Linked DNA regions of Mus musculus: region 1 is linked to region 2. Evidence: chromatin loops called from intact Hi-C (ENCODE). Cell type or tissue: heart. All regions are shown on one strand. Links, peaks and the distances in the headings refer to the core of each region. The heading gives the core; the rest is flanking DNA. Region 1 has its middle 55 kb from the start of Cobll1. Region 2 holds the start of Cobll1 (Cobl-like 1).

The links. Peaks named below come from ENCODE experiments on the same cell type or tissue, not always from the same donor. Only the 100,000 strongest peaks of a DNase experiment are listed, where the experiment ranks them.
Region 1: it touches region 2 in a loop (4-fold over the local background); 5 of 42 quality-filtered maps call a loop at or near these places.

What each region holds. Positions count from the first base shown.
Region 1 is chr2:65,285,423-65,301,567 of GRCm38, forward strand. It overlaps the pseudogene Gm13593. Among named protein-coding and RNA genes, the nearest start is that of Cobll1, 55 kb to the left of the region's middle. In heart, for the core only: no CTCF peak of the experiment used is centred there; a DNase peak (open chromatin) is centred at 8,819; H3K27ac peaks cover 1,265 bases.
Region 2 is chr2:65,232,102-65,248,246 of GRCm38, forward strand. It overlaps Cobll1 (Cobl-like 1), which reads right to left and starts at 6,690. Exons shown (of 14, transcript NM_177025.6): 1 at 6,262-6,690. The coding sequence starts at 6,338. Gm13594 (a long non-coding RNA gene) reads left to right here and starts at 1,545. Exons shown (of 2, transcript XR_001783320.2): 1 at 1,545-5,981; 2 at 7,405-8,095. In heart, for the core only: CTCF peaks have their summits at 6,724 and 7,293; DNase peaks (open chromatin) are centred at 5,850 and 6,600; H3K4me3 peaks cover 2,601 bases; H3K27ac peaks cover 2,152 bases.

The sequences.
Region 1 (16,145 bases), core at 5,458-13,457, 55 kb after region 2:
ACTTCTGGCTCTGGGGGACAGTGCTGCTGCTCCTCAGGTAGCAGAGCTCACAGTCTGACCAGAGTTCCTGTGCTGACTCACCTCGCCTGTGGAGGCCTTGGGGGTTGGGGAGTCTGCTGGAGCTGCTGGCAAAACAGCAACTGTTTTGTAATGTCTGTCAATGGTGCTATTTGTTTTGGCCTTTCCTCCATAAATTTGGTGGGTAGCCAGGGCAACACAGGGTATTCCTTAGACGAGAGCTAGGCATAGCAGCTGCATGAATCTCTAAGTGGTGGACGGGAAGCAGTGGCAGAGGATGCTGGCCAAGGCCACATTGGAATAGAACTTAACAACTTACCTGCTCAGATTTGAATAATGAACTGAAGCAAAAGAACTGTTATAGCAGGCCTCAGCATGCAGAGAGATGCCTGCTCCCTGGGGGGCTCTGCATGTCATGCTGGTGGCCAAGAATCACACCAGGACTACAGCTGAGAAGTTCCTCTCAACTTCCAAAAGTATTGGACATATTTTATATTTGTGATCATAATTACAGGGCAGTGTGAAAAGCTTGAACCGGTTTGGGGGATAGGTACACTCATATTTCTGAGAAATGAGAAAGAAAGAATTAATTGGCATAAAAACATGAGCGTATTTGCCAGTTGATTAGTAAGTACCATAATAAAACATTATGGGGAAAGCTCTATGTGGAGACTGGGTGTGGCACACACATTTAAGTGATGAGAACTCCATTTTCTGTATCCATTCCTCTGTTGAGGGACATCTGGGTTCTTTCCAGCTTCTGGCTAATCAAGAAAGAGCATGTCGATCTACTTTTTACAAATGTTATGTGTGTGTGTGTGTGTGTGTGTGTGTGTGTGTGTGTGTGTGTGTGCATGCGCATGTGTGTCTATGACCATGGAGGTCAGGAAAGGGCATCGGGAATCTGATGACAATATATACCAGGAATAAGGATCAAGGTAGCAGGAGTTGAGCTGCCTGACAGTACTGGGCACAAAACCCCAGTCCTCTGAAAGAGCAGTTATATTTTCTTAACCACAGAACCATATCTCCAGCCCTGAAATGTGGATTTTTTTTTTTAACTGTTCCACAGGGTTGGCAAAGAAGAGTTCCACGTGATGATGGTCACAACATCAGAAGTTCTCATATTTTAATCTAAATACATAATCCTTCCAAGACTATTGATTTTGAACTGTATTTGAGTCCTACGAGCCTATAAAAGAACTCCGAAATCCCCTTCATTGCTTTGGGCCTATGTAGCCAAATAATTCCTGAAGTTTTTAACCTGTCTTTTCTTTAACTGCAAGGGTCATCACGCTGCTCCTTCTTGCTTTAACTTCATGTAAGACATCATTAATTATGCATGTTATTACGATGTTAATTCTCCCTTCAAATACCTCATTAAATAGATGTGATGTTAGCTATGTGCTTTTCCCCCTCTGAGTCAATTCAGAAGGCCTTGGAGATCAAGAAAAACTTCATTTATTTTACTGTGCTTTGCAATCCAAAGCATTACCAGCAACTCCTTGATAAAGACTTTGTCTTTCTTCAGTTGTTGCCTTGGAAAATTTAGCTGTCTAACGTTTTTCTCTAAAGCTAAAATTGCAGAGGACAAATTTGATGGATGATTCAAAAGACTTACCTCTAGGAATCATCACACATTCATACACCTGAATATATCTTAAAGCCATCACACAATCAGCCTGAATCCCAATGAGTCCATTACAGACAGACAGCTGTCTTGTTCAGAGCTCTCAGATTCCCCTCTGAGGGCTTTCCTGTCACATGAGCAATAGTTTTATTTTTTCCTATGAAAATACACCATCTCTTTACTTTCATAATTTCTTTAAAATTATGTCTATTCTTAGTATTTTTCCCCTAGATGACGGAGAACAGCTGGTCTGAGGAACTGCGGTAACCCAGTTGTGTGAGGGAGGAAAGATATATGTGGGAAGAGAGATGTATTTCACGGTATTTTGCTACTTGAGATTGTTTGGCGTTTTTGAGTAAACGATAAGAGAGATGTTGCATATTTATTGTATCTGAAACAGATTAAAGGAAATGGTAAAATACTATTCCACAAATGGGTGACCTTCTCAGAACACTGAGCTCCTTTTTGTTCTGAGTTGATACAAAAATACGGTTCTTTTCTCAGAGTCACATTTCTTAAACAGATTCCACAAATCCCATGTTCTTTCCAAGAAGTCAAGACAACTTGCAGATGGAAGGACAGGGAGGCAGAAACTGAAGTCAAATGACCTCATGATCCTATACAGTCCTGTCTTAGTCAAAGGTCTATTACACTGAAGAGTCACAATGACCATGCCAATTCTTATAAAGGACAATATTTAATTGGGACTGGCTAACAGTTAATAGCGGTTTAGCCCATTATCGTGGCAAAAAGGATAGCAGCATGCAGGCAGACATGGAGCTGAAGAGGTTAGCTGAGAGTTTTACATCTGGATCATCAGGCAGCAGGAAGAAAGAATGACACTGGACCTGTCTTCAGCATTTGAATCCCCAAAACCTACCACCAGTGACACCTCCTCAAGCAAGGCCACACCTCCTAATATTGCAATGCCTAGTGGACCTTTCCTTTCCTTTTTCCTTTCCTTTCCTTTCCTTTCCTTTCCTTTCCTTTCCTTTCCTTTCCTTTCCTTTCCTTTCCTTTCCTTTCCTTTCCTCTCCTCTCCTCTCCTCTCCTCTCCTCTCCTCTCCTCTCCTCTCCTCTCCTCTCCTCTCCTCTTCTCTCCTTTCTTTTCTTCCTTCCTTCCTCCTTTCTTTTTCTTTTTTTGTCTTTAATTTTTTTTACACTCCAGACTTTATGCCCTCCCCCCATTCTGTTCTACATCTCACACGTCCTCCCCAACCCCCTGTCTCTATGAGGATGTACCGACCCCCAACCCAACCAGACCTCTAAACTCCCTGTGGCCTCTGGTCTCTCTAGGGTTAGGCACATCTTCTGACTGAACCCAGACCCGGGAGTCCTCTGCTGTGTATGTGCTGAAGGCCTCATATCAGCTGGTGTAGGCTGGCTGATTAGTGGTCCAGTACCCAGGAGATCTTAGGGGTCCAGGTTAATTGAGACTGCTGGTCCTCCTACAGGGTTGCCCTCCTCCTCAGCCTCCTCCAACCCCTCCAAAACTCAACCACAGGGGTCAGCAGCTTCTGTCCATTGGTTGGGTGCGAATAGCTGCATATGACTCTTTCAGCTGCCTGCTGGGTCTTTCAGAGTGTGGTCATGATAGATCCCTTTTTGTGAGCACTCCTAGCCTCAGTGATAGTGTCAGGCCCCAGGGCCTTCCCTTTTAGCTGGATCCCACTTTGAGCCTGTCACTGGTCTTTCTTTTCCTCAGGCTTCTGTCCATTTCCATCCCTGCAGTTCTTTCAGACAGGAGCAATTATAGGTCAGAGTCTTGACTGTGGGATGGCAACCCCCTTTAACCACCACAAGTTCCTTCCACTAAAGCCCTCATGACAGCTGGTATTCATAAGTGGCCAAATACCCAGGATGAGAGCCAACTTAGGACTATAAATGCAAATCTCGGACAAACCAAAGATGCATTGATATGAATAGACCTGTATAAACAGATATAAAATATCTGCATGTCTCTGTAATCTTGAATTGGCTGCTGAAAATACACAAGTACTTTTTCTCAGGAGATTTTACATGTAGATTTGAATTCTGCATGTCTATCTACACTGTAAGAACTACAAACTTGCTTGCTTACACTCTAGTAATACTTAATGTGAGGGGCCTTACTTAATAGGATATGAGCACAAAGCTGAAGTAAAGCCAACTTCACACTTTTAAACCATCAAATATCATTTACTAATAAGTATTATGCTTCAGATTCCAACTATTAGGAAGACAAATCATGAACCCTGATTTTTCAATGCGAAACAGCAGAATCTGGGCAGGTGTATTAGTCGGGATTCTCTAAATAAGCATCAATAGGATGAATATGTATGTATAGATGTATGTTTGTATGTATGTGTATGTTCATGTATATATGATGTATTGGAGTGGCTCATGGGCTGTGGTCAAAGTGGTCCAATAATAGACATCACCTGATGGAAAGTCTAAGGATCCAATAATTGCTCAATCCATGTCCCAATCTGGTGCTGGAATGTCAGGGAGTTCCCAGGGAGCTGCTGATCTTCAGTCTACATGGGAACCTTGAAGAAGTATGTTCTCACACCAGTGAAGGAATCCCTCAGTAATGAGATAGGTGAACTTACCAGTGAGGGCAACAGGGAAAAAGCAAATCTTTCTTATTCCATGTCCTTTTATGTGGGCTGCCACCAGAATGAGTAGTGCAGGTCTAGGTGTGTCTTCCTACCGCAAACGATCTAAGAAGATTCCCTCACAGACACACTCAGCTGCTTGGGTTTTAGTGGATTCCAGATATAGTCAAATTGACAAGCATATTTAGCCATCACAGCTGGGGAGATGGATCAGTGTAACCTCAGTGGAGTCAGTCCACAGCATTTGCCTATGAAGCTGGGTGTGGCTGCCCATGCAGCTGTAACCCTAATGCTGGGGTGGGTGGAAGTGAGAAGACGTGGATCACCAGGGCTCATTGACTACCAGTCTGGTCAACAGCCAGCACCGAGTTCAGTGGTGTGCACTGTCTCAAGAGGATGAGACAGAGAGTGGTAGAGCATAGCACCCTGTGCATGCCTGTACATAGTCATACCCACATATACATACTTTTATATGCATGTAGTACAAATGTGTACATCAGAAAGAATGTAAGGAGAGAGAAAGAGAGGGGGGGAGAGAGAAAGGGAGAGGGAGAGGGAGAGAGAGCGAGAGACACACACAGAGAGAGGAAGACAGAGAGAGACAATCTATAGGCAAATATGGTGATGCATACCTATAATCCTAGTTCTTTGTTTTTATTGTCTATATTGCATATACAATTTATTATAATTGCTAATATTTTTCAAATACAAGTTCCTTTCCATATACACACTAATGCACAAATAAAAGTTATGTATTTCATTATTCATTATGAGGTAAAGTAGAGACCAGCCTGAGCGATGTTCCCTCTGACAGCCTTTGAAATACTCACAGTGGTAATGTTATTGTCATTTCCAAGAGAATTGACAGTCATTTTAGTATCTATTTTTTTTCTAGTTTGCTTCATATTGCTGTGGTAAAACCACACAAAACTATTATTAAATTAGTAGATTTTCATGGACATTAATTCCAAAATTCAGATAAACAGTAAAAAAAGGGGGAATATAGCTTTATAAATGTAATATGTAGATGCATTTCTTCCTAGCTGTGTAGTTAGAATTTGTTTATAGTATCTTATATTCATAATTGACAAAACTGGAAAAATAAAATCAAAGTGAATATACATAGAATGAAATGTGTCTAACTGAACTTGGTATATTTGAAAAAGTCATTTATAACATGGAAAACAAGTCACTCAAAATGAGGGCTCCCTAGATGGCTCTACAGGTCAGGATTCATTAATTTCCATCCCCTGGGCCCACATAGTGCAAGGAGGTGACAGACTGCTTTTAGGTTGCCCTCTAACTTCCACTTGAATCCCATTGCATGGATGTGCTCCCCCCAATAAATAAATAAAATGTAATAAAACTTTAAAATATATGATGTATAAAATAAAAATATGAAATGTTATTATATACTTTAAAATATTGATGTATAAAATAAAAATGTGAAATGTTATTATATATCTTAAAATATATGATGTATAAAATAAAAATATGAGAGACTTAGAATATCCAAGATACAATTTGCAAAACACAAGAAAATCAAGAAGAAGGAAGACCAACATGTGGATACTTCATTCCTTCTTAGAATAGGGAACAAAAAGAGACAAAGTTTGGAGACGAAAGGATGGACTGTCCAGAGACTACCCCACCTGGGGATCCATCCCATAATCAGTCACCAAACCCAGACACTATTGAATATGCCAGCAAGATTTTGCTGAAGGGACCCTGATATAGCTGTCTCGTATGAGGCTATGCCAGTGCCTGGCAAATACAGAAGTGGATGCTCACAGTCATCTATAGGATGGAATACAGGGCCCCCAATGGAGGAGCTAGAGATAGTACCCAAAGAGCTGAAGGGGTCTGCAACCCTATAGGTGGAACAACAATATGAACTAGCTAGTACCCCCAGAGCTCGGGTCTCTAGCTGCATATGTAGCAGAAGATGGCCTAGTCGGCCATCATTGGGAAGAGAGGCCCCTAGGTCTTGCACACTTTATATGCCCCAGTATAGGGGAATGCCAGGGCCAAGAAGTGGGAGTGGGTAGGTAGGGGAGCAGGGCAGGGGAAGGGTATAGGGGACTTTTGGCATAGCATTTGAATTTAAGTAAAGAAAATACCTAATAAAATAAACAAAAAATAAAAATATGAAATATTATTATATTAAAATGCTACAAAATAAGAGCTTAGACATTTGCCAAAAGGTTGACATATCAATCAAAGCCAATTATCTAAAGTCGTATTTCAACTTATCTATGCAGACAGAGGAGCCTAGTTTGGATATGCTTGGCCCAGAGAGTGGCACTATTTGAAGTGTGGCCTTATTGGAATAGGTGTGTCACTGTGGGCATGAGCTTTAAGACCCCCATCCTAGTTGCCTGGAAGCCAGTATTCTTCTAGCAGCCTTCAGATGAAGATGTAGAACTCTCAACTCTGCCTGCACCATAGCTGCCTGGATGCTGCCATGTTCCTGCCTTGATGATAATGAACTGAACCTCTGAACCTGTAAGCCAGTCCCTATTAAATGCTGTCCTTATAAGAGTTGTCTTGGTCATGGTGCCTGTTCACAGCAGTAAAGCCCTAACTAAGATACTAGTCCTCATTTATGAGCAAAGGTAGAGAGAAGCCAAGAGCTAATATGCAAGCTGCTGTGTAAATAACTTCAGTTTTTTTCCCCCACTTGAAATTTATATGAAAAACACACAAAGAAGCTTTAATTTGTTAAATTATGAATTTTCAAGAACTCAATTTTTAAATGTTTATTTATTATGTTGGTGGGGATAGGGAATATGAGCTTAGATGTGTTGTGTCATGCCTGTGAAAACTGGAGTATAGTCTGTTGGTTCTCTCTTTCCACTGGATGGGTACTGAGGATATGACTCAACTCATCATCTGGGCAAGTGTCCTTACCTCCAGAGCCATTTCTCCTGCTCCTGCAACACAAAATTTAAACGCTATCACCAAAGAAAATATCATATTATAAAAAATTTGCTGAGAATAATTTTATCTCTATAGTCTTTAGGCTACAGTGCAGCTACAAACTCCTCTCAATTTTAGGTTAATCTGGAGTGGTTCATTTTAAAGAATCCAGAGGTTGCCTATAACTAATGGTAAAATATTCATACCATGCACTGTCGGTGGATATCTTCTGATAGGTAGGGGTTCCTATGTTAATATCTCTGGATTGTTAAGCACATGCCTTTTGAGAAGCTAATAAGGGAGTAGAGGCGGTGACAGGGAAGGAGGAAGGCAGGAAGCAAAAGTCATTTTGCATCCCACAGTTCTATAGGGAGCGTAAAGTAGATTGTAAAAGCTTAGCTGTTAAGCTCCTACACAAGTGGGGATACAGTATGAGTTTCTCCAGGGTTGAGGGTACTTCTCAGGCATGTCTGTTTCACTGTCCAGAGATGATGGCCAGAAAGGGCCCTGGCTGCTCGAGTAAGTCATCAAAAGAGTCATATATTTGGCTATCAGAAATCTTCGTTTGGATATATAGTTCTTCCGGTTTTATTGGGTCAAATAGTCGGTAGTAGGGGGGTTCCACTATGAGGGAGGGCTTACCAGCCCGAGGGTGTCTGCAGATTTGAGCATTTTCCAAGAAACTGGTTGCTACTTGGTGTGAAGAGGTCAAGGGGACCAGGGGCATTACAAAAGATGATACTTACTGTGCTTGGCTTCATGTCAACTCCTGTAAATTAGAATCTCCTGAATGAGGAGCCTCACCTGAAGAACGACCCCAGCTGATTGCTTTAATGGATGAGGGAGGACCAACCCTAACTGTGGATAGCATCTTCTGGTAATACTCCAGATTAAAAGGGGTTGTGTCAGAAGGGAGCTTGCTCGCCGTTTGCTCCCTTGGCCTTCAAGCTTGCTGCTGAGTTGATTGACTCGCATGTTGCTGTGGCTGCGGATTCCTTCGCTGCCAGGCTCCATTATGAGCTAAGGTCTCACCAGAGTGGAATTGCTGAGATACTTGGCCTTGTGGATGGAGCAACTTTTGGCGCAGGTTTAAAGCCTTTCACGGTCTGTTCTTGGACAGCTTCAAGTTCCTTTCCCTTGCAGGCAGCTCGCACAGCAGAAGGTTTCACCAGAGTGGGACTGCTGAGACCCCTGGGCTTTCTGATGGAGCAACTACCTGGTTCTCAGTCTCTCAGGGGTAACCTTAGCTGTCGCTACTATTTTTGTGTTCTGTAAAACTGAGGCACAAGGAAGGAGAAAGGAAATAAAAAACCTAACAACAACAACAACAACAACAACAACAACAAAACATGAAATAACTAAGACCCAGGCCACGCTATTTGTGGAAGGATAAGGATACTCGGTTCATATAAACTGGATAGTGTCCCTGCTCTGGGGTAAGGCTAGTCAGAGGGCCCTCAGCACATACAGGAGTTGCTAGAATAGTCTCTATGGGAAGAATCCCGTGCAGTTGAGTAGGTACCAGGCTGTGAAAGGGACTGTGTAAGTGCAGTGCATTTTCGTGGGCTGCAGGCTGGAGAGGAGCCTGTGTGAGCGCTCTGCATTTGAGTTGGCCACAGTCTAGAAAGAAGCTCCCCAGGGATCAAGGAAGCCCGCGGAAGTAAACCTCCACAGAGGCCTGGGATGATGGCAAGCTTAGCATTGAGGACAATGACCTTGGGTGAAGTCCAAAGGAGGGGCCAGCTGCCTCCAAGGGAAAGGAACTTGAAACTGTTCTAGAACAGACCGTGGAAGGCTTTAAACCTGTGCCAAAATTACTGAGGAACGTGATTCTTTTGTGCGAATTACCTTAGCCCTGTGAAATTTGTCTTCTGGAACTTTCTCACACTTTAATAGAGATTCCGAACCTTTTGGACTCTTCTTTCAGCCTATGGTACTCAATGAGTGCTGTGTGTTACTACGTCCTAACACTGCTATGTTGTTGTGAACAATGTGTCTGGGTGTGCCTGGGAAAAAAAGTGAGAAGAGTCAAAGACAAGAGATGCCCTTGTGCGGTCTTGGTGGGAATGACCAGACAATTGTGGTTATGAAGAAAGCTTTCTAAAATAAGAATTAGAGGAAGCATCATAAAGAGAAAGGTTTATTGAGGCTCTGTGGTTGGATACTGTAAGACTTAGATGCGCTGTGTGTTTGTGAACTATACTTATATAAAAGTGCATAGCAGGTAATAATTACATCTATCCTTGGACAGATGCTAATCATTCTTTGGCTAGACTCTACCAAACTTCATTTTTAATGTTAGAAAAAGAAGAGCTAAGAAAGAATACACAATGATGGTATTTTCATGTGTATTTCACTTTTTAAATTTTATATTTTTGGACTGGAGAGATGGCTCAGCAGTTAAGAGCACCAACTGTTCTTCCGGAGGTCCTGAGTTCAATTTCCAGCAACCACAATGGTGGCTCACAACCATCTGTAATGGGATCTGATGCCCTCTTCTGGTGTGTCTGAAGAGAGCAATGTGTACTCATATACATAAAATAAATAAATAAATCTTTTTAAAAAATTTAAATATTTTTATAACAATTTGAGTGCCAAACCAAATTAAGAGGAAGATATAGAGATTTCTCCATATACACCCTACATGCAAAGGATTCTCCGTAGATAGGCTTCTACACCAAAGTGGCGCAGCCACAACTAATGAACCTCGGCACATCAGCATTACCTATCTTCCAGTTTGCACTGGGATTACTCAGTGTTACCAAACAAATGTATAGAGCTACATGTCTATTATTGTATGTCATAAAGTGTCATAAAGACAGAGAAGTACCGTGAGCTCTGCCTGGTCATCCCCCCCGCCTTCATAATTCTTCATTGATTCTTCATCTACACTATCTGCTGACTGTCTCTACAGTTCTGACAGTTCCATGCAACTGAAGCCACATAGAAGGCGGCTTTTTCAAGTTGCTTCTTTTACTTTCGAGTGTGAACTTGTTACTTTGATGTATTTTCATTGCTCGATAGCTCATTTCTTATCCTTGAATAATATTCCAATTACTAAATAAAACATTCCTATTTCCAATTAAATCATGTGCATCATACCTAATGGATTTATCTACCCACTTCAAGGAGTCATCTTTGCTCCACAGTTTTGACAATTATCAATAAAGCTGCTATTTCGATCTGAATGCAGTCTGGTGTGAACATAACTTTTCAATGTCTTTGGGTAACTACTAGGGAGCACGCAATTGTTGGCTGCTATGGTAAGTGTATGCTTTGTTCTGTAAGAAGCTTGCCAATCTGTCTCCAAAACTGAATCATCTTGAGGTTTCATCAGCAATGAATGAGAATCCTGTGGTACCCCATCTTTATCTACAGTTGGCACTGTCATAAGGTTTGGCCGAGTGGGTGTGGAATGGTATCTCATTTTAGTTTGTGTTTCCCTGATGATATAAAACCACAAGAATCTTTTCATCACTATGTGCAATCTATATGCCTCTTTACTTGTGAGGTATCTATTTGGGGGCCATTTTTAGTTAATTTGTTTTCATTGAGTCTTCTCTGTTTTCAAGGTTTGATTATTTGTTATTCTTAAGGACTCATTTTACTGCAATTAGACTTAGAAGTAGAAGCTCTCAGTGAGAGCAACCCACGTCTCCTGGCACCCAGGTATTTCTCTTTGGTGTCCTTCATTCTCTTTGCCAAAATTTTAGCATACTACCAGCCTTCCTCATGTTTTTTTCCTAGTTGTTTCTTCAAAGTAATGCAGCAGTATTTGAGTTGCAAAACATGTGAAGTACTAAGACATTGAATCTTGGGTGCTTTGGTCCTGGGCTTCTGACCTTCTTTCTTAAGGGCTTTCTGACAACATATTGGTGGACATCAAAACATCAGGATTTTGCTAGACTCTTTGGGCCACACCACTAAGGCACAGTCATATTTTTCAGTCTAGGAACATCCCTCTCTCCTTTCTTTACAGTAACCAAGTTGAGAGCACTCAGATTGGCATCCACTGTACATCCTTGAACAGACTTGATCTGTAAGAATCGTGCTTACTCAACAGCAGGCAGACTCTGCTGTAGGAGACAAGGAGGTTACAGATAAGCACCAGGGGAACCAAGAATGTTAAGCACACAGCATTGTCTCTTCAAAGGGAGGAATGCATAATCTGTTTTCCCTCCAGGAGGCTGGGGGCAGGCATGCTTAATAGCCTGGTAACCTTTGTGCTGTCTGTGTGATAGAGACCAGACCACACTGGATCCTCCTCCAGACCCACATCGGAAATGTGTCAATCTATAGAACCTGTCTTTATTCAAAGTGTCCCTTGTACTTTACAGAGTTTTGATGGAATCATCTCTTAAATTTTACTGTGCACAGAGGATTAAGTTAATTATCACCAGTTATTTTTACCAAATCATGCTGTGCTTAAATATGCCTAAAATTAACTACTCTGGGTCTGACTCACGAAGTTTGAACCAACACCAACTACTTAGTTGTGTTGAACCAAACTACCCTGTTGCCTCCTGTGAACTGTTACTCTGCTGGTCCTGGTGGTTGTAGAAACCCCTGTACTCTGCCATGGGTTCAGATACCTAACTTCTTGGGGTAACCTTGATTGTCCTTCCTGTCACTTATTCAGACCGCATAACCCTTCCACTCTTCACCTAGAGCACCAGAAGCTACTTGTGTGGCCATGGGCTTCCCATATAAAATATAAAGCTTGCCTCCATTGTTTGATGAGTTTCTGACAGCTGGTGGCTAGGAAGGGGATACTCAACTTGACCTTGACACAGACAAAAGAAAAGGATTGATTTTTACTGAGTTTTAAGGAAAATAAGTCAGGCTTAGAAATGACATGTTTTCTCTCATATAATATCTACATTTGGGTTGAGTATAGGTATGTAACTGTGGGTAACACGTGAAACCCGAAAGGGGAACATGAGGATAAGAGGTCTACAGGAGGGGAAAGGGCAAACAGGAGAGAGTAATAAATAATATGTCTTGAAGTAGAGGAGGCCACTATTTGTGGGGAAGATAAGAATCAGCAAGAAGTTAGGGGAAGAGGAGAAATGGAGTTGAGCAAGAAAAAACAAAGAATTATGCATGAAAATATTACAGTGAAACCCATGCTAACCAAAAACTTAATAAAGGTCACATTTATTTCATTTTGGTAGCCAAGAAAGTGTCATATCCATTCCAAGAGTTGTGGCTATCCAATCTATAATACACCATTCTTTTATTAAGCAAGGCACAGATATTCCATGAGTGAGAACATTTCTTTTACAGTGACCAAAGTAACCAAAGTGTTGCTATGATTACATACATTCGTACCTTTCTGAGTGATCTTCCCAAATGTTTTGATTTTTTTTTAAGTATTGTTGAAAATGTCAGACATCTACAAAAGAGCATAATGTAATAAGCCCCCTGTTATTGTCACTTGGCTTCACAGTTCATCCGCTATGGACACTTTTGTTGCATTTATGCTCCCACCTACATTGTTTCTGGATTATGTAAATGAAGTCTCAGGTATTGTTGTGTACACAAATAGGCTATGGTGTGAATGGAAAGACACCATGTGTTTCCTTCACCCAATGGAAACACAATCTTACTTCCATGCACAAACATTGAAACATGCCTTTAAGAACATTGAATATTTGGTGAGTTTTGAGATCTGCATATGCTCTCAGCACCCTTTTCCAACTGCTTAGCTTAATTATGACTCTATCAGATTAATAAACTGCTCTGATCATCCACACATCTTTGACTTTTTAATATCCACGTAGACTTCCATTTCCCTGTATCTATCACTATGGCTCACACACACCTACACTGGAAGTTAGATTTAAAGACTAAATTAAATTAAAATGTTATTCTTTATTTTTTTATACTACTATATAAGTGGAGTTACTATCTTCTATTGGTGATAATATCAGGCTTTGTTCTCTCTCTCTCTCTCCATATATGTGTGTGTGTGTGTGTGTATGTGTGTGCATATATATATATATATATATGCAACAATTGATGATCTGTGTTTAGGTCTGTTAATCAGAGAACCATAAAAATGGTGATATTTTTACTCTCTTTTCACTTATAATCTGATTTTTTAATAGAGGGGAAATTTTCCCATCAATTGTTTGGATATGCACTTAGCACAACATGTAGAAGAAAGGCTATACAACTGTGCTTGATTCTCTCTCTTGGAATCAGTTTCCCACTACCACATGGGATTCCTCTAATCCTCAAAAGATAGTGAGTTTTGCTTTTAAAAACTGTACAGGCTATATTTTAAAACACTTATTATTTTGACTAATGCTCACAATACACTATCTTTTGTTTGTTCCTTCTGGTTGACTGGCAAATTCATCACCAATGGGATTTTTTTTTCTTTCACTGACTGCTGATAAATTCTCATATCATACTTTCTGTCCTATGTCTGCAATTCCTCTAAAGCATTCCAGAGAAAGATATTTGTAGATCAAAGTGTTGGTGATGTGTTTAATGATGTCTTCAACAATGTGTTCTATGCATTTATTATAGTTTCTAGGTCATTGCAATAAACATAAGTAGAAAATATGTTTTAAATCTTTTGATGGTGAAATAGTTTTAGTTTATGCAGATATTTCCAGTTCAATTTTAGGGTAAAGGAACTATACCATTTCATTAAATTTTCTTTATCCTGTCCTAAGTTCTTGATTTTTTTTTAGATTTATGTTATTTTATTTGTGTAAGTGTTTTGCATGCATGTATATCTGTGTACCGTATCACTGCCTGTAGTGAGCAGAGGTCAGAAGAAATACTTGGATCACCTGTAACTGGAGTTACACAGTTGTGAGCCACTATGTGGGTTCTTGGAATTGAACCTGGGTCTTCTTCATGAATAAGTACTTTCAACCACTGAGCCATCAATAAGGCATGGGGAAAATGCTGAATATAATGGTACACACCTGTATATCTGAATACTTTAGACAGAGGAACAAGAAAATGGATGCAAAGTGAAGACCAGCATGGGCTCCACAGTAAGATCCTCTCTCTCTCTCTCTCTCTCCCTCCCTCCCTCCATCCCTCCCTCCCTCATACACACACACAAATACACACATAAGAAAAAATAAGAAGAAAAACTCTGATAGAATTAATTAAAATGACCACTAAGCAGATAGAAAATCTCCCATATAACCTACTATTTAATTATTTCTTCATTTAATGGAAGAGGACAGAAAGCATAAGATGTTCAGATGGTGAAATGGCTTATCATATGCTGCCAAGCCTAGTGACCTGAGTTTTATCCACATAAAGGTTGAAGGAAAGAACAAACTCCACAAAGTTTTCCTCTGTCCTCCATATGGACACGGCTTGGTATATTTGTGCCTGCATGTGCGTGCAAGCATGTGCGAATGCACGCGCACGGGCACACACACACACACACACACACAGAGCTTTGGAAATTTCAAATTAAATAAGGTTGGCCCATGGGAAATGGCACTATTAGGAGGTATAGTTTTATTGGAGGAAGCATAGCTTTGTTACAGAAAGTGCGTCACTGTGGAGGTGGTGCTTTGAGTTCTCCTACATATGGTCAAGTCTGGCCAGTGTGATCCAGACCCTCCTCTGGGCTGCCTATGGAAGACAGTTTCCTTCTAGCTGCCTTCAGATCAAGAAGCAATGGAAACCCTAACAAAGATAGTGTTAGATATTTTTCTGTTGCTGGGATAAGATACCATGACCAAAAACAACTTAAAGAACCAATGGCTTATTTTACCTTATGGTTCCAGAGGGATAAAGGCCTCACAGCTTGGAAGGTATGGGGTGGAGGCAAGAGCAAAGAACTGTCTGTGAATCATATTTCCATCCACACACAGGAAGCAAAGAGAGAGAAGAGGAGGTAGATGAGGCTACGAACCCTCAAACCTGGCATTTTGTGACGTACTTCTTCCAGCAAGACTTCACCCAAAAGTTTCTATCTATGTGCCACCACCACCTGAGGATCAAATGTGGGAGTACATGAATCCGTGAGGGATGTTTCTCATTCAAATCACCCCACCTTGGAACTTTTTTCCTCAGACTCTGCAACATGGAAGACTGAAGGGACCCAGGAGGCCCAACTCAATCCAACTCTTTTGCTGGCCCGGACCATACTTTGTGAGTTCTAGCAGGACAAAAAGCTCCCAGATCTTTAAGTGTGTGGGTGTTTTCATCTTGGATGTGTCTTTGTGCTCCACAAACATGTAGTGCCCACAGAGGCCAGAAGAAGTTTGTGGTGGACATGTGAGCCCTGGGAATTGAACCCAGGTCTTCTGGAAGAGCAGCCATTGCTCTTAATCACCAAGTCAAGCTGTCTTTCAGCCCCACCTCCCAGATATTAATCCAATAGGTGGTGCTGCAAGCCCAGGAACCCAGTTGTTGGCTCTGTGCATTTATATTATTAGCTGTGCTCCTTTCTGCTTTGGAGGATTCCTTTCTATAGAAGAAGATTGACTGTGTAATTTATCTATCTATTTACTATTAAGCAATTTACTGTTTCTCACACATTACCTCTCTGTTCAGTAGAAAAGCTGGAAAGATTATTGGGGTGAAAAGAATGGGAGCTGGCTTCTCACACAGGAGTCACAACAGTTCCTGTCCGTGGAATTAGTGGTAGAGAAAGTTGTCTCAGAGCTCCCTATGGAGTGCATCTTCCTTAATACCTGAACCACAGCGATCTGGTTGTTCCTGATCTGTTTGAATCTACTTCATGGAGTATCCTCTTTCATTTCCTACCCTATCCCTTTTTTAAAATCATCTATCAGGGTCCAACCCATATATTCTTAATTCTTATTCTGTATAAGGTGATCTAAGTCCTAGAAAGAAATGAACTGGGCTCGGTTCTGGCTGCATAAGACTCAAATGTCAGTGCTTTGGCGACTGAGGTGGGAGAGACAAGATTTTAAAGTTAGCCTGGGCTACTTAATAAGATGCTGTTGAAAGAAAAGGAAGAAAGAAAAGAA
Region 2 (16,145 bases), core at 3,881-11,880:
TGCACTTGTACGCTTGCATGGTCTGTGTCTGTCTGCCCCTCTGTGCCTCTGTCCCTCCACCACCACCCCTTCCCAGAGCTGAGGACTGAACCCAGGGCCTTGCACTTGAACCCAGGGTAGACAAGTGCTCTACCACTGAGCTAAATATACCCAGCCCTGGTAAGCTTTCTTACTTTTGCAATTATGCAAACAACTTCTCATACAACAAGAGGACTGCCGTTTACTATGAATACAAGTTTTACTGTGAGTTTGAAAACAGAATTTGCCAGATAATTTACTATGAGTTTCAACACACAGCCCAAGTATCTAATCTCCTTGTTAGTGTTACACACTTTTATAGTCATTGGAGTGTGTAGCATTTTTAAAAATATATGATAAGAGACATTGTTTTGAACAGAGAAGGGATAGTCAACTTTGTAGACAACCTGAAATAAAAACTACTTTGAGCCATTAAGTGCAAACCATATCCCAAAGGTAGCTACATGACATAGTTGTAAACTCAATGTCTGATGCTAAGCCTACCCATGAAACAGAGGTTTGGAAACTGGGTCTTGCTTCCAAAATCCACTGCATCTACTGTATCCACTGCAGTTGTGTGATCATGAACATGCTAATTTAGCAAGTATAAGATGGAGTTAGTATACTTTCTCAAAAAAAAGGAAAGGAAATTTATTTTAAGAATTAAAAAATACTTTATAGAAGATGAATATAATCTTTAGAAACTCAAGATCAAGCTTAGCTCCTTAAAAACAGCAATGCCTCCACCCCAAACTTCAGCTGCTGATGCTAATCAGTCACTCTCAAATCTGGTGGCAGACTAATCCTAACCATGCCCTTGGCCCAGACCAAGCCAATCAAACCAGAACAGGTCGATGTGTGAGAAAACACAGGCACTGGTTTTAAAGTTACCTGAGTGATTTTCATGTTGAAACATATGCTAAATATTCAATAGTCAAACTTTAGAACCAATAATGAATCCAAATAGAGGCAGAAGCAGTTGGTAAATCCTTCCTTAATTTTCCTCTCATTAACTCCATTGCTCCCTAGCTGCGAACGTATAAAGTCGGTTTGTTAACATCCTGTCTATTCCAGGTTTGTTTCGGAATCAAGACAGTATGATCCTTCAAAGCAAGGTCGACTACAACTTTGACATTTACATTTTGAAAAGTCAACCGAGAAGCTTATCTGGGTGAGTAATGATTGCCGGCGTAGGCGCACGATTTCAAAGATAAAGTCTCAGGCTGAGATCAGCAAGCACGTTGCTTTTTCTCAGTGATTAATGCCGCAACACTACAGAGGACTAACACGCAAAGCTTGGATAACTTTCCTCTAGGAGAATAAGCACACTCTTCTTTGTGGGGATCATGTCCCAAGTCTCCCATGGATGCCTGAAACCGTAGCTGGTTCTGCACCCTATCCATACTATGCTCCCTATACACACACCTACCTCAGATAGCTTAATGTATAAACTAGGAACAGTGAGATGCTAGAAACCATACCTAGGAAATAGAATATCACTGTAACAAAGGTAACATGAGGTGATTGTGTCTCCTTTAAATCATTGTGTACTTAAATTTTTTTGGCATATCTGAATTTTCAGAATCACAAATATTGGAAGGATGAGATCATTATTAAGTAAAATGATGAGGGTTTTCTTTTCTGGTTTTATTATTATTATATTTGAGACCAGGTCTCACTCTGTATCTGAAGATGGCTGGAACACAGGACAACTGTTCTGTCCCAACTTCCCAAGCCCTGGTATTACAAGCATAAGATACCAAACAAATAATGCTTTCTTGACCCTAAAACACTATTGTGCTTTGAGTTGCTTGATGTGATTTCCAAGAAGGCTACCAAGTGACTTCGGCCTAGGAGACAAAGTATGGGTAGACACTGCACGGTATACTAAACAAAGGCATCTCTTATGTTTGGTAAAATGGACAAAAATCAAGATGGCACAATACCATGTTACTAAGAAAGAATGTGACAACACTCAACAAACTGTTCCTCTCTGGAATGTTCTATGTAATATTTTGGGGTCATCACTGACAACAAGAAACTCTTAACTAACACTGGATATCGACAGCAGAAAGTAAAAATCATATGTGGTTACTACCTTCACCTCTAAAACCTTTCAGCTCTTCAACCTGTGTCTCAACAGGGCTCTTCTTCTCTTCCAAGACACACCAACCTAGCATTTCCAACCAAGGAAACTAGTAAACAATTACAGCTTTCATATGTCACAATACAAACTAAACCAGCTAACTTTCATCTATGTGAAAACCTATATAATAGACACACATAGATGATAGATATCAGATAGCATACATATATGTGGATATATATTATGTGATATCTATGAATGTTCAGAAGAAAACTTACTTAAATGAATTCAAAATACTACAGTTAATTTGAGCAGAGATTTGAGACCTGGACAGCTCCTACACTCAGAGCAGGTTCTAAAAACACTCACCATGATGACTGCATGCCACTCAGAGAAAACAACTCTATCGTCCACAGCTGAGTTAAGCAGTAGGGAGCTAGTTAAGGCATAACCAGTTAGTTGTTTACAGCTAAATCATTACTAGGCTACAAGGCTCAGTTACTATGATTACGTTCTGTGTTAGGTTGGGTCTAGTGGAATAAGTGACAGAGCCCAGTTCAAATCAATTGCTTTTTGCAACTTTAAAATCGTGTGTGTGTGTGTGTATGTGTGTGTGTGTGTGTGTGTGAACATGCAAACTTTAATCTAGCCTGGAACCCTAATACACATAAAAGCAATTTGCAAGAGGGTGAGATGGGAATATCCAAGTTCAACGCTGGCCTCCATTTTGTGGGACTCATCTCAAAACAAACCAACTCATGGGGAAAACGAACATAAACATTGAATCTCAAAGTAAAAACACCAGAGCTGTTGGAATTCTATGGCTTTGAAGTCTAAACTCAGCAGCATTTTTTCAAAATCAAAAGCCAAGCCTACAAGACATCCAACAAATGGTCAATGGATGCTTATAGGCAATACTGAAAAGGAGAGCTAATAACGTCACCACCTTATTAGGGATTGAGGAGGTGAACCAGAAGCCACCGTAAACCCCTGAGGAGGTGTGAGGACTGGAACAAGACCCCTTCACTTCAGGGGTCTTTTCAGCAGGAGTCCATGAGGCAGCCACAACATCTATGCAGATGAGGCCATGTCTCCCAGGTGTCTCACCACCACACTATGTTAAATGTGAGTTAAGTCTATGAAAACACTGAAGAAAAACTTAAACCATCACATTTTTACTTACATATGCAAGCTTACAATTTTTAGAATGTTTCAAAGCAACAGTAACCAAGAGGCCACAGAGTATTTTTTTTTCCTACAATAATGTTATTCCCCTTCCCCCTAACATCTTATGTTACAATATAATAATACCTGTGATTAGGCATTCCTTGAAGAAAAGAGGCCTGTTTAGCACCAGCTACAGAGACTAAAAGCCTGAGCTCAGGGCAGCCCTGTATGTTCACCAGGTGAAGGCTTGCTAGCCGCACCAAAAGGCACAGGTAGCAAAGTAGGAGACCATAAGACATGGAGCAGAAGGCAAGCAGAGAAAGCCAGGCTCACTTTACAACAGTATTCTGTACCCATAACCAACCCACTCCCGTTAATCCCCCTTAATGACCTTGTCACACCTCTTAAAGGCACCGCACCACCAATTCCGTTATGTAGGGGAGGGGGGCAAAGTTTCAAACTTAGGAATCTCCACAAGATCTAAACTATATAAACTATAGAACTCTGTTAACCATTCAGCACCCATATGTTAAAACGTAGATTACTATTACCTTAGTCAGAAGGCATTCAAATCAATTAACACAGTGAGCAGGCACCCCAGACCTCAGGTTTTACTAATTGGCTCAGTAACTCAAGCAAAGAGCTTCCTCCTCCCCACCCCCACCCCCACCCTTGTAAAATATGAAGCTGCATTGATTTGCCCTTCAAATAACCTGTTACAACAGAGTAAACCTTGGAAAATTACAGACAACAGAGGACTTCTTTTGAACAACAATATCCACGGATAAGAACTAAAGTAGGCCTCACCAGCTATTAGGCTATTGAGTCATGATATAATTAGTTCTATAGTAAGGAACCTACCTTCAAAACCAACAATTATATCATATTAGGATTGCACCCTGCACCTCCTAAATACTCTCATTTTCCCACAATTTAAACTTTTTTAAAGGTCTCAATTTTTTTTTTTTTTTTTTTTTTTTAGAAAAAGCAAACACTAATCCTGAATACTCATCAGACATGACAGGCACTTGGAATAGACAAGTGGGAGAGGGCAAGCCACTAGAAGCTCTTTTTTTTTTTCTTAAAAGAATACTATTAGGTATTATGGCAGTTTATTTACAGGAGCATTTTCCCAGATATCTTCCCTGAAGTTTGAAAGGTAAGCACAAAGGTTCTTTAAAATATTTTCCTCTTTAGGGTGCAGTGGTGTATTCCTGTAACCTCAATTTTGGGAGGCAGAAACAAGAGGTAACCCTCAACTATAAATGCAGTTGCAGACCAGCCTAGCCTAAAGGAGTCGCTGCCAAATAAATAAATAAATAAATAAAGTCATCAAGCAATTAAATATATGCATACTTTCAAGGAACTCATTTGTTTAGCCCCCAAGTTCTCAAGCATAAAACCCGGGGTATTCTAGGCTTGTCACTAGAAAGCTCTATATTTCATCACCGAGCTCTCCGGCCTCACCTATTTTGTTTAGAAGAACCGATTCCTGAGCATCTGAGACTGCGTGTTGTGTAAGTGTATTACACAGACACACACGGGAATTCTCTGCTGTTTTCTGAGAGTCTAATTCAGTTTTGTGTGAAAGCTTGTATGACATTAACTTACATTAATCCACAGCTCTGTCTCCAGGCCTTGCTTTACCTCATCCTACCGACACACTTACTCTCCATACGGTAAAAATATATGGAAGGAGACACATTAGTATCTAAACGGTGGAAAGCCGCCCCCCCAAGAAAAAAGTAGCGCTCTACAGCAATAGGGGATATTTGCATGGAGGAGATCGAAATTTAGAGGAAAAAAGAACGAATTCATACACTGCATGTTTCCTCTATGTAAGCATTACACTAAATATCTGTTAGATTAGTCATGTTGCCTTGAGACTCTTCCATGTTTCCTCTAGACAACTGCCAATGCTCGCATGGCCTCTGATGAATAAACATGCTGTGACTTGCTCCTAAGGAAACGCCTGTCATGTTCCAGGGAAAAATGACTTCTTCACTCTTAAACCAGGGGAAAAAAAAAAAAAAGAACGACTTTCATTCATTGCTTACAAAGTCGCCTGTTCCTTAATGTTCCAATTTCCGGAATTTTCATACTCTGCTTAAGGCATTTCTAGGTTCTGATTAACAAAGAAAAAGAGAAACTGGGGGTGCTTTATGGCAAAGAGGCTACATGACAGCAGTGAGGCGGTCTCACCTAGGACAGGGTTGTGTAGCTTGACCATTTACTACGACAAAGGTTATTCTCAAGTTCTCCTTGGCCCTTGCAGGACTACCTGTTCCCACCACTGTTTACCCAAACGTTTAACAGAGTGATGTTTAGCATATTTGGCAGGAAGGCATGCTTCATTTAATATTAACTCACCATGTGACAGCCCCTTCCCTTCCAATCGCTCCTCAAACACGTGACGGTAAAAAAAAAAAAAAAAAAGTATAGGTGTTTGCCAATGCGACTGACTTCGCACTCGGCTTTGGCATCACCAATTGGCCAGAAGCACATACACACACACACCCCCAGTCAGAGGCGAGCACCCCGCCTGCTCCCGGAACTGTCAAGCCGGGCTGACAGCTGGCACACCTTGCTGCGCCCTCCGTGGACTTTCAGGAAGCCCCTTCCTTGCAGTCACCTTGACAGAAACCATCCTCCTGGGCTGGAGCGCTTGGCTGTGGAAACTTTTCCTTCCTTTCCCGGAGCGCGCTTACAGGTGTCGTCCCCCCCGCCGCTACAGAGCCCCAACAAGGGGCCCTTTGTTACCACTTTTGCTCCGGGACTCCTCACCCAACGCCTGCCATTCGCCTGGCCTTCCGTAACCCCGATCGGAAAGCTTGCCCAAAGTACCGAACCCCCCACCCCGACTCGTCCGGGAGGACGCAGTCTCCCGCCCGCGTGTGGGTCGGCCCGGGAGCCCGGCGGCCCCGCGGGGAGCTCGCCTCGGGCAGGTGAAGCGCGCGAGGCCTCGGCGGCCGGGAGGGAGGCTTACTTACCCTGCGGAGCCCGCGGGCTGCATGGCGGGGGTGCGGGGCGCGCTGCGGGGTAGGGGATCCGGGACGCTGCGGTCCATCGCGCTGCTGGCCGCGGCGCGGGCTCGGGCTCGGAGGCGGCGCGTCACTGCTAGGGTGGGAGAGGCCGGCGGGTCAGGGCGGGAGCGGCCGGGCCAAGAGCCCGCCTCGACCCACGGCAGCCAGGGGCGGCCCCGCCTCCCCGGGGCGCTTCCACCTGCCGGTCGGTCCCTGCCCGAGGGCGCCGCGACGACGGCTACAGGTCCCCGCCCCGGCCGCAGCCCGCAGCCAGTCCCGGGCGAAGGGGCGGCGCGCGGCAGCCCGGGCTGTGAAGGAGGAGGAGGAGCGGACCGGGCGCGGGACGGTCGCCACGCCCGCAGTGCTTGGGCTCCAGCGGCCCGCTGCGCACCAACTGAATCCCGTGCAAACTTTTCCGGAGGAGCTGCGAACCACAGCGCCCCCGCCTTCCCAAGCCACTGCCCGCTTTAGGGGACCCGGCCCGTCCAGGCTCCGCTCCTCCCCCGCACGGCTAGCTCGGACGCCCGGAGCGAGCGCGCGGCGGAAAGCGGCCGGCCCCCGGCCGCCGCGCCCGCGCCCCAACTCACCCTGCCCCATGGCCCTGCCGGGAGCCCCGAGCTCGCAGCCGCCTCGGCCACCTCGCTCTGCAGAAGTGAGGGTGACGAGGTCAGCATCGGAGCGAGCAGAGCAGCCAGCCGGAGAGGGGACGGGTAGGGCGAGCGGGCGGGGACGTGGAGCGAGGAGGAATTTCCTACCCCACCCCGCACCCCTCCGCGGAGCACGCGGCTTTTAGGTACCGCGGGGGAGGCCGGTGGAGAGGAAGCGTCTAGGCTGCTCGTTTTAGTCCCCACTGACACTGAGTAGCTTTGGGAAGCCTCGCGAACCCAAGAGGAAGAGTGGGCGGACAGGGAGGCTACCTGGCCAGCAAAACCCCAGGGAGGACCCAAGCTGTAGCGGAAGTGAGGAGAGCTCATGGACCGAGTCCTGCTGATTGACCACCTGCAGTCTGACCTTCGAAGTGCAGGATTTTCTTTTTAACCTTACTGACCCCTACGGTTGCTAGCCCTTAAAAGGCACCTCTGACATTGTGATCTTTTTAATCCCTGGCAGGTTTAAGCTCGTCCAGTCTTCCCAGACATGCCTCTCTTGATGTAAACAGCCAACAGCTGGGATTTGAGGACTGGACGTTCTCATGATGACAGTCTATAAGCTAAGAAAGAACAGCAGAGATTTAGTGGCCTCCTGGAAGTTTCACAGGAATAAAGGAATCTCAGACAGTGCTTGCTTGTTTGTAGTTTCGGTTCCTGCAAGAGTTCTTCTCAGAGGAGACGTGCCACCTGACAACCGGGTGCATATTGTCTCCTTACCCTTAGACCCTTGCCAACTGTTTTAAAGTAAATCATATTGATGAGTCCAAAAGCGAACATCAGGAAATAATGCTAAATTAAAAATATATAAATGGATACCTCAAGTGGCAAATCTGTAGGCATAAAAACATGATGTAGGATAACAAAGGACTTAACATTTTTGGTTCACATTAAAATTAAACTAGTATTTATAACCCGTGCTTAATTAAAGGTTCTTTGTTGCTCATTCATTACAACCACCACCAATAATTTCTGGAACCAAAAGTACTAACTACTACTCCACATAATTGGATTTTGTCTCTTTCCTCTCCCTTGTGGTGAATATGGTCTCAGTACATCTTTGAATATGAAATGGAGGTGAAGATCGTGGTGACTTCTGCGATGACTGTGTTAGAACTCTATCATTAAAAGTTGCTTTTAAATAATTTGACTAATAACGAGGCAATTGTTTGAAATGGATCTGGATTTTAGACTTTAAATAATAACACTGGTTTGACAAGTTCATGAATCCTTTCTGACCGTAAATGGATAAGCAGATTTACAGCTGTTGCATAGACAGGCTGTAAATAGCAAGGAACACTGAAACTACTTAAAGTTTATAACTTTGAATCACAGGATCAAGCACTTAATTAGTTTCAACCTTGATTTATGGCATCCTAGTACTATTATGGATTCCAGTTAGGCTAATCTTTAAGAGATTTTTACAACATTTCGTAACTGCTGAGTGCAATTTTCATGACACCACTTTTCCCTTACATCCTTTTGTTCTTGGGCACCGGGCAGGGTCATACTTTCCACACACTGAAATTGAGCCTACCCAAATGGCTTGCTTGACAAGTGAGATGTTTCATTTCCTGGTAGAATCACGTTAAGGAGAGTGCTGAGCCTGCTGTAACCTACTCTTGTCATCCTGCAGAGATGGGTCAAGATGGAGGTGACACTAAGTTGAAGGATCCTAAATATGTTACACTATTACCCTGAGCACCTCTTCTTGGAGAGGCTCGGGGTTTGCAGCAGAATCCCCCAAAGCACTAATTATCTATTTTGAGATTAAGTCAATAAACTGTTCAGCATCTTTCAGAACCAAGACTATACTTCATATTCTTATACATTACTGTCTATGCTGTAATCTTGTAACTGCATAATTTATCGGCAATGGTAATCATTGTTTTTAAATAACCCCCCTTTTTTTTAACATAATGCTGGAAAACAGCCCCTTCCCAGTCCCTCTGAAAGTTGTCCAAGTCTGTCCAGATGTTGCTCCATTTTCTTGTTTGGAAATCTCCCCTCCAATTTCATCCAATCATCATCAATGCAGGGATTGTCTCAGATATTATCACTTTGGAATAATAGCACGGATAGAAATAGCCCTTTCTCTCTTCAACTGATTTGATTGTTAGGTGGACAACGGCTGCTGCACCTGTTTCAGTTAGCTTTTCATTGCTGTGATCAAAATACCACACAACAGCAGGGGAGTGGGACTGATTTCAGCTCCCAGTTTTAGGGACTTAGAGGTATCTGCTCATCAGGTCAGGAATGGTGTGATGGAGAGCGGCAGTCCATGCATGGTGGCCAGGAAAACGAGAAAGGCATGTGCCAGCACTGGGCTGGCTTCCTCCTTTTTTTCAGGTTTTATTTCCTATGAGCCCTTAACCCAAGAGAAGGTACTGCTCACAACTGGACTGGTTTCCCCACAGCAGTTCATCTTTCTAGAACTGTCCTTGTCCACAGCTCCATGGGTATGGTTTTATTAATCTGGGTGATCTAAGTTCAGGAAAATGGACAGTGACAACTGACTGTTACACAGACTAGGAGGGGTTTGGATAGAAGAGGCTTTGCGCGCACCCTTGTCTTCTAAATGCAGCTCACACCACAGAAGACAGTCTGCAAATATTTGTGGAATAGGGAAATGGAAGAAATCTTAAAGATTTCACTTAAGAGATTTGTTGTGTGACAAAACTTTTCCCCGGGGAGATGCAACACATATCTACTCACCCCAATTAGGAAACCTGAAACAGACCCAAGTACAGATACCACTAAAGTCTGATTTGGTGAACCAATGAGTTTGATTAGGGTTACTTACAGGAGCAGAAATTACTCCAAACACTTGTATCCCAAAAGCCCACCCCATGGAACACACTGAATAGCCTACAGGCAGCTCCACAATTAGGAGATGTCCTTTCTAGGTACGTCAGTTGGTCTAACCCCCTTCCAGACAGCTTGGCTGGGCTCTGCTTCTATCAGGCAGCTCATCTAGTCTCAAGAGTCTTTTTTGCAGACTTTCTTCTTCGTGAGAACCTTCCTGGAAGCTCAGTTTGTCTGAGTCTTCGTAGGCAACGTGGCGTCACTTGATCTGAGAGGAATTCTCTGCTTTTGATTACTCTGACAGGGAAGTACCTAGTCAATCTCATGAGTTTCAGGGACTTCCTGAAGCTCTCTTGAGTTGTTTACTTTCCTGCGTAAGGAGCTTTCCAACAGGATGGAATGCTTTAATCTAGGAAGAAACTGTTAAACAACATTCTTAAAACAAAGGAGTCTAAGAAGGGCTTTTTAGTTCACAGGCCCTGGAGGATGACTGAAAACAACAGATGGGAGGTGAGTTGGCCCTTATAAGGAGGAAACATTGGTCCTTCTTGCTTGGGAGGTGAAGGCAGGAAGAACATAAAGCTCTGCCTTAGCTACATACTGAGTTTAAAGCCAATCTGAGCTACACAAGACTCAAAATAAATGTCAGGTTTTCTGTGCACATCCTTGAGTGATAACTTAGTGATTGTCCGGGTTCTGTAGTAGAACAGAATTTATAAAACACATGCACATACACACACACACACACACACACAGAGAGAGAGAGAGAGAGAGAGAGAGAGAGAGAGAGAAACTCATTACAGTGCCTAACACTGTAGTCCAGCCAGTCTAACAATGGCTGTATACAAATGGAAGGTCCAAGAGTGTTATTCAATCCATGAGGCTAGATATCTCAGCTGATCTTCAGTATATGCCAGAATCTCAAAGTAGGCTCTAATACCAGTGAAAGGATGAACCAGCCAGCAAGAATGGGGGCAAACAGGCAAAGAGGGAGACCTTTCTTCCATGTTGTTTATATTAACTGCCACCTGAGGTAGAGGCCAGATTAGGGGTAGATCTTCCTACCTCAAAAGATATGGATTAAAAGTGGGTTGCCCCACTTCAAATGATTTATTTAAGGAAAAAAAAATCCCTCACGGGCTAGAGTGATGCTCAGAGATTAAGAGCACTGATTGCTCTTCCAGAGCAGTCAATTCCCAGCGTTCAATTCCCTGAGTTCAATTCCCAGCAACCTCATGGTGGCTCACAACCATCTATAATGAGATCTGATGCCCTCTTCTGCTGTGTCTGAAGACAACTACAGTATACTCATATAAATTAAATAAATCTTAAAAAAAAAGATTAATAAAAAAAAATCCCTCAAAGGTGTACTCGGCTGCTTAGGTTTTAGTGCTTGACAAACAAGAACAGCCAATACACCTAGCTTGAAAATTCTCACTGTGGAGTAGTAATAAGAAAGTAAACGTATATACTGGGGTGGTTTGAGTGAAAATGGCTCCCATAGACATAGTGAGTGCCATTATTGGAGATGTGGCCTTGGTGTGTGTAGCTGTGAAGGGGAAGCCTGGATTGCCATGGAGACCCCAAGATACTGAAGATGTCAGAGCTGTGGGATAACTAAGGAGAGCTGTTAACAGGGAGTTAATAAGAGAGAGAAGTATGCTTCATTAAACAAAGCTGAAAGAGGTTGGAGATCTGAAGATCTGACATTAGACATAGAGATACAGTTTGGAGTTTTGCCTGTTGGTTTTCCTTCTTGTTTTTGGTCCAGTACGCTCACTTTTCTCCCTATTGGAACTATAATGTATATCCTGTGTCATTATATGTTAGAAGTATGTTATCTGCTTTTTGTTTTTGCTTTTAGAAGGGATTACAGATAAGAGATTGCCATGGCTCTCAGAAGAGATTTTGGACTTTGGACTTTTAAATAGGGTTGAGACTGTATAAACTATGGGGACTTTTGAAGGCAAACTGAATGTATTATGAATTATGTTATGTTATGGACACAAACCTATGGGGACCAGGAAATGGAATGAGATGATTTGAATGAAAATGGCCCCCATAGATTCATAGGCAGTGGCATTATTAGAGGTGTGGCCTTTTTGGAGGAAGTGTGTCGCTGAAGATGTGCTTTGAGGTTTCACAAGCTCAAGCCAGCCACAGTCTGTCTGTCTGTCTGTCTGTCTCTCTCTCTCTTTCTCTCTGTCGCTCCTACATGCTAATCTAAATGAAGACCTCTCAGCTACCATGTCTCGTCTACCTCTCCAGCATCATGTCTGCCTGTGTGCTGCCATGCTTCCTGCCCTGTTGGTAATGGATTAAACCTCTAAACTGTAAAGTCTCCTTCATTAAATGCTTAACTTTATAAGAGTTGCTGTGGCTGCCATGTCTCTTCACAGCCATAGAAACCCTAACTAAAACATATGCTTAACTTATGTGGAATTATAGGGGGAAAAAAGCAGGGGGAAAAAGTAGGTCAGGTGAACATTTTTGGAAAAAAAATAGAATTAGGGCTTTTCTAAGTACTTTGTAAGAAAATTTTGGAACAATAAGGGTGGTGGTTTGAAGTAAGAATGGCTCCTGTAAGCTCATATATTTGAATGCTTAGTCACCAGGGAGTTGCATTATTTGAAAGAATTAGATGAATTAGGTGATGTGGCCTTGTTGGAAGAAGTATGTCACTAGGAGGGGGGAACCTTGGCATTTCAGAAGTCCATTTCAAGCTCAAAGAGTCTCTCTATTTCTCTCTGTGTGTTTCTCTGTATCTCTCTGTCTCTTTGTCTCTGTCTCTCTCTTCATCCTTGCCTCCCTCCCTCTCTGCCTAGCAATCGGGGTATATAATCAGCTACTGCTTGAGCACCTGCCTGCCTGCTGCCATGCTCTCCAGCATGATGATAAAGGACTAAACCTCTGAAACTGTAGGCCAGTCCCCAGTTAAATGCTTCCTTTGATAAGAGTTTTCTCAATCATGGTGTCTCTTCATAGCAGTGCAATAGTGAATAAGGAATAAATTGGTTCCAGGGAGTGGGGTTGTATGGTGACAGACCTGACCATGCTATTTGTTAGCAAAAAGTAGACTTTGTGGCTTTGTATTAGGAAAGTAGTTGAATGACTTAAGTGGGACTTAATGTAACATGCAAGTAGGAGCACAGAAGGCAACAGTGCCCAGAGTGATATGGACAGTGGGAGCAGAGCCCAGCACAGATGTTTCAGAAAGGAAGAATTTAGTAAGGGTTAGACTGATGTGTTTGTATGCTCTGTGAAGATGCATCTCTGTCCTTCCTTGCCTGCCTAAGGCATCTTCTGATTGATTAAAATATACAGCCTGTGACCTATAGCAAAAGGCAGAATAGTAAGGCGGGACTTCCAGACAGAGAGGGGAACTCTAGGGAGGAGTCAGGTATAGGAGGTTCACCACCTGGACTTGGAGGAAGTCAGACGTATGAAACTGAGGAAAGGTAACCAGACACATAGCCGACATAGAATAGTATAAACAGGTTAATATAAGTTAAGAGCTAGCTGGGGGACAAGCCTAGCTTAAGGCCTAGGTATTCATTATTTTAAAAAGGTCTCTGTGTGATTATTCAGAGCAAGGGCAGGCACAGAAAGGTCCTGGTTACAAATAGACCTAGAGACCATTCTTGTGATATTTTAGCAAAGATTATGGCTGTTGCTTTTGTTTGTTTGTTTTTTACTTTGTCCTAACAATCTTCCTTAGACTAAATTAGAATTGTGGATTAATGGCTTGGCAGAAGAGATTTCAAGATCCCCTAGAATAGACTGTGCCATGTGATCAGTAGTGGCCACTCTTATGCAGATCTATAATGAAAAAGAGGAAGCTGGACAAACAGAAATGCAGAATGGACAGTTTGAGGAGCGTCCTGAAGCTGAGTGTATTGTTCAAGGAGATAAAAGTTTAAAGAAAAGCCTTGTGCTAAATGGAATTAAGAGAGTGGTAACTTCAGGGCAAGACCTCACACAACTAAGCTTCCAACTTCTCAAGAGGAATTAAAGAAAAGCTTCAGCAATGAAGGAAACCACCACCAGCAGGAAACTGATGCACACGTCATTCCAAGAGGGGCTGTGTCCTAGCCCAGAAAGCAGCAGAACTTGGCAGCTTTGGCCTTATGGTTCTGGCTTTAGAGTCAAGGATATAAGAAAGCACTTATAGAATGTCCCTCCTTCATAAAGTGAAGCCACCGAGGCCAGTCATGTATCAGGGGTACCCTTCATAAAGGCCCAGAGAAGCTATTTAATGAGACTAAGAAGATGAAGCTTGGATTGTATTAGAGACACTAAGATGCTAGAGATGGCCATGCTCATGGGGTACCTGACAGGAAGAGCTGAAGGCTGGGTGTGAAACCCACCCAAGTGAGAGAAGTGTGTTGCAATCAACAAAGCTAAAAGGAGTTGGAGATCTGAAGAATGCTTTGACATTAGACATGGAGATGCAGAATTTGGAGTTTGCACTGTTGGCTTTTGGGTTTGCTTTGGCCCAATAATTGTTCAGTATGCTCTCTTTCCTCCCTTTTGGAATGTATATTCTGAGCCATCATATATTGGAAGTATGTGACCCGCTTTTTATGGATATCATTGTTACCATTATACAGAACAATTCCTAAAAGAAATAAAAGATAAGACTGCCAAACAACGCACAACCCCTCTTTCAGCAATATTCCTCAAAGAGATGAAAGAGGTGATGTTGCCAGTGTGCAAAGACACCTATAGTCCTGGATTTATTGCAGCACCATTATCAATAGGCAAGACATGGAAACAACCTACTTGTCAACAAATGCATGAAAAAAAGAAGTTAAGTAAATGTACTGGCTGGTTTTGTGTGTCAACTTGACACAGGCTGGAGTTATCACAGAGAAAGGAGCATCAGTTGGGGAAATGCCTCCACGAGATCCAGCTATGGGGCATTTTCTCAATTAGTGATCAAGTGGGGGAGGGCCCCTTGTGCATGTGACCATCCCTAGGCTGGTAGTCTTGGGTTCTATAAGAGAGCAGGCTGAGCAAGCAAGGGGAAGCAAGCCAGTAAGTAACAACCCTCCATGGCTTCTGCATCAGCTCCTGCTTCCTGACCTGCTTGAGTTCCAGTCCTGACTTCCTTGGGTGATGACCAGCAGTGTGGAAGTGTACACTGAATAAACCCTTCCCTCCCCAACTTGCTTCTTGGTCATGATGTTTGTGCAGGAATAGAAACCCTGACTACAACAGTAAAGGAACACTATTCAGCCTTAAAAATTAAGAAACTACAGCCACTGGCAAACACATGGACTTATAGGGGTTTCATGCAAAATGGAAAGGCCAGACATATTTCTAAGTGGAGTCTTAGAGACAAAAAAAACTCATGTTTTAGGAGAGTGTTGGCTACCACAAGCAAGTACAAGGCTGGGAAACAGGGTTGGGAATAGGTCAAAGGAGATAGTTACAGTTAAGTGAGAGGAAGAAGTCTAGATACCTTGTGTACTGCACGAGCTCTAAGAGCAAGTAAGCATAAAGAGAAAGGGGAAGGAACATTTAAAAAAATGGTAGGCTGAAAAGATGACTCGGGGTAAAGAGCACATGTCACAAAGGTTAAGGACCAGTGTTCCTTGGAACCCACAGAGCAGAAGGAAAAAACTATCTACTGTGAATTGTTTCTCTCTCTCTCTCTCTCTCTCTCTCTCTCTCTCTCTCTCTCTCTCTTTCTCTTTTCCCATCTGTCCCTCTCTCTCTCTCTCTCTACACACACACACACACACACACACACACACACACAGAGGCATACACAACACACAGCAAATATGTAACTCTTTTTAAAGACAGAACTATGCTATAGCTGCAGGTGGCATTGACAGATAAAGTACAAAATGCCCAGTTAAATGTCAAATACAGATGAATGGCTTTTGTTATAAGTATGTTCCATACAATGTCTACTAAGGCTAAACAATTGCCATTTCTCTGAAGTTTGAAATATTGCTGTTGTGTGTTTTGTTATTAAATCTAGAAATTGAATCTGCAAGCTTCAGTTTTCTCATTGGTTTGGTGGTCAATGATAGAATGTTATCTCTGTAGTCTTTTTCAGATTTAACAGGCTGTGGTGGCACAACTTTGATTCAATGCCACCCATTGGGAGGTGGAGGCAGGAGGGTTGGGTTCAAAGTCAGCCATAGTTCTTGCTTACTTTTCTGTTGCTGTGATAGAACAGTGGGGCCAAGGAAAGTAACAGAAGAAGACTTTATTTGAGCTCATATTTCCAGAGACTTCGAGTCTATAATGGTGAGGTTAGGGTTCCAGAGTTGATAATGGTCAGGACAGCAGACAGTGCATACATATGTTGGCTGGAGCAGGAATCTGATCATATCCTTCACAGTAAGTGTAAAGCAAGAGGACAAACTTAACGTGACTTGAGGA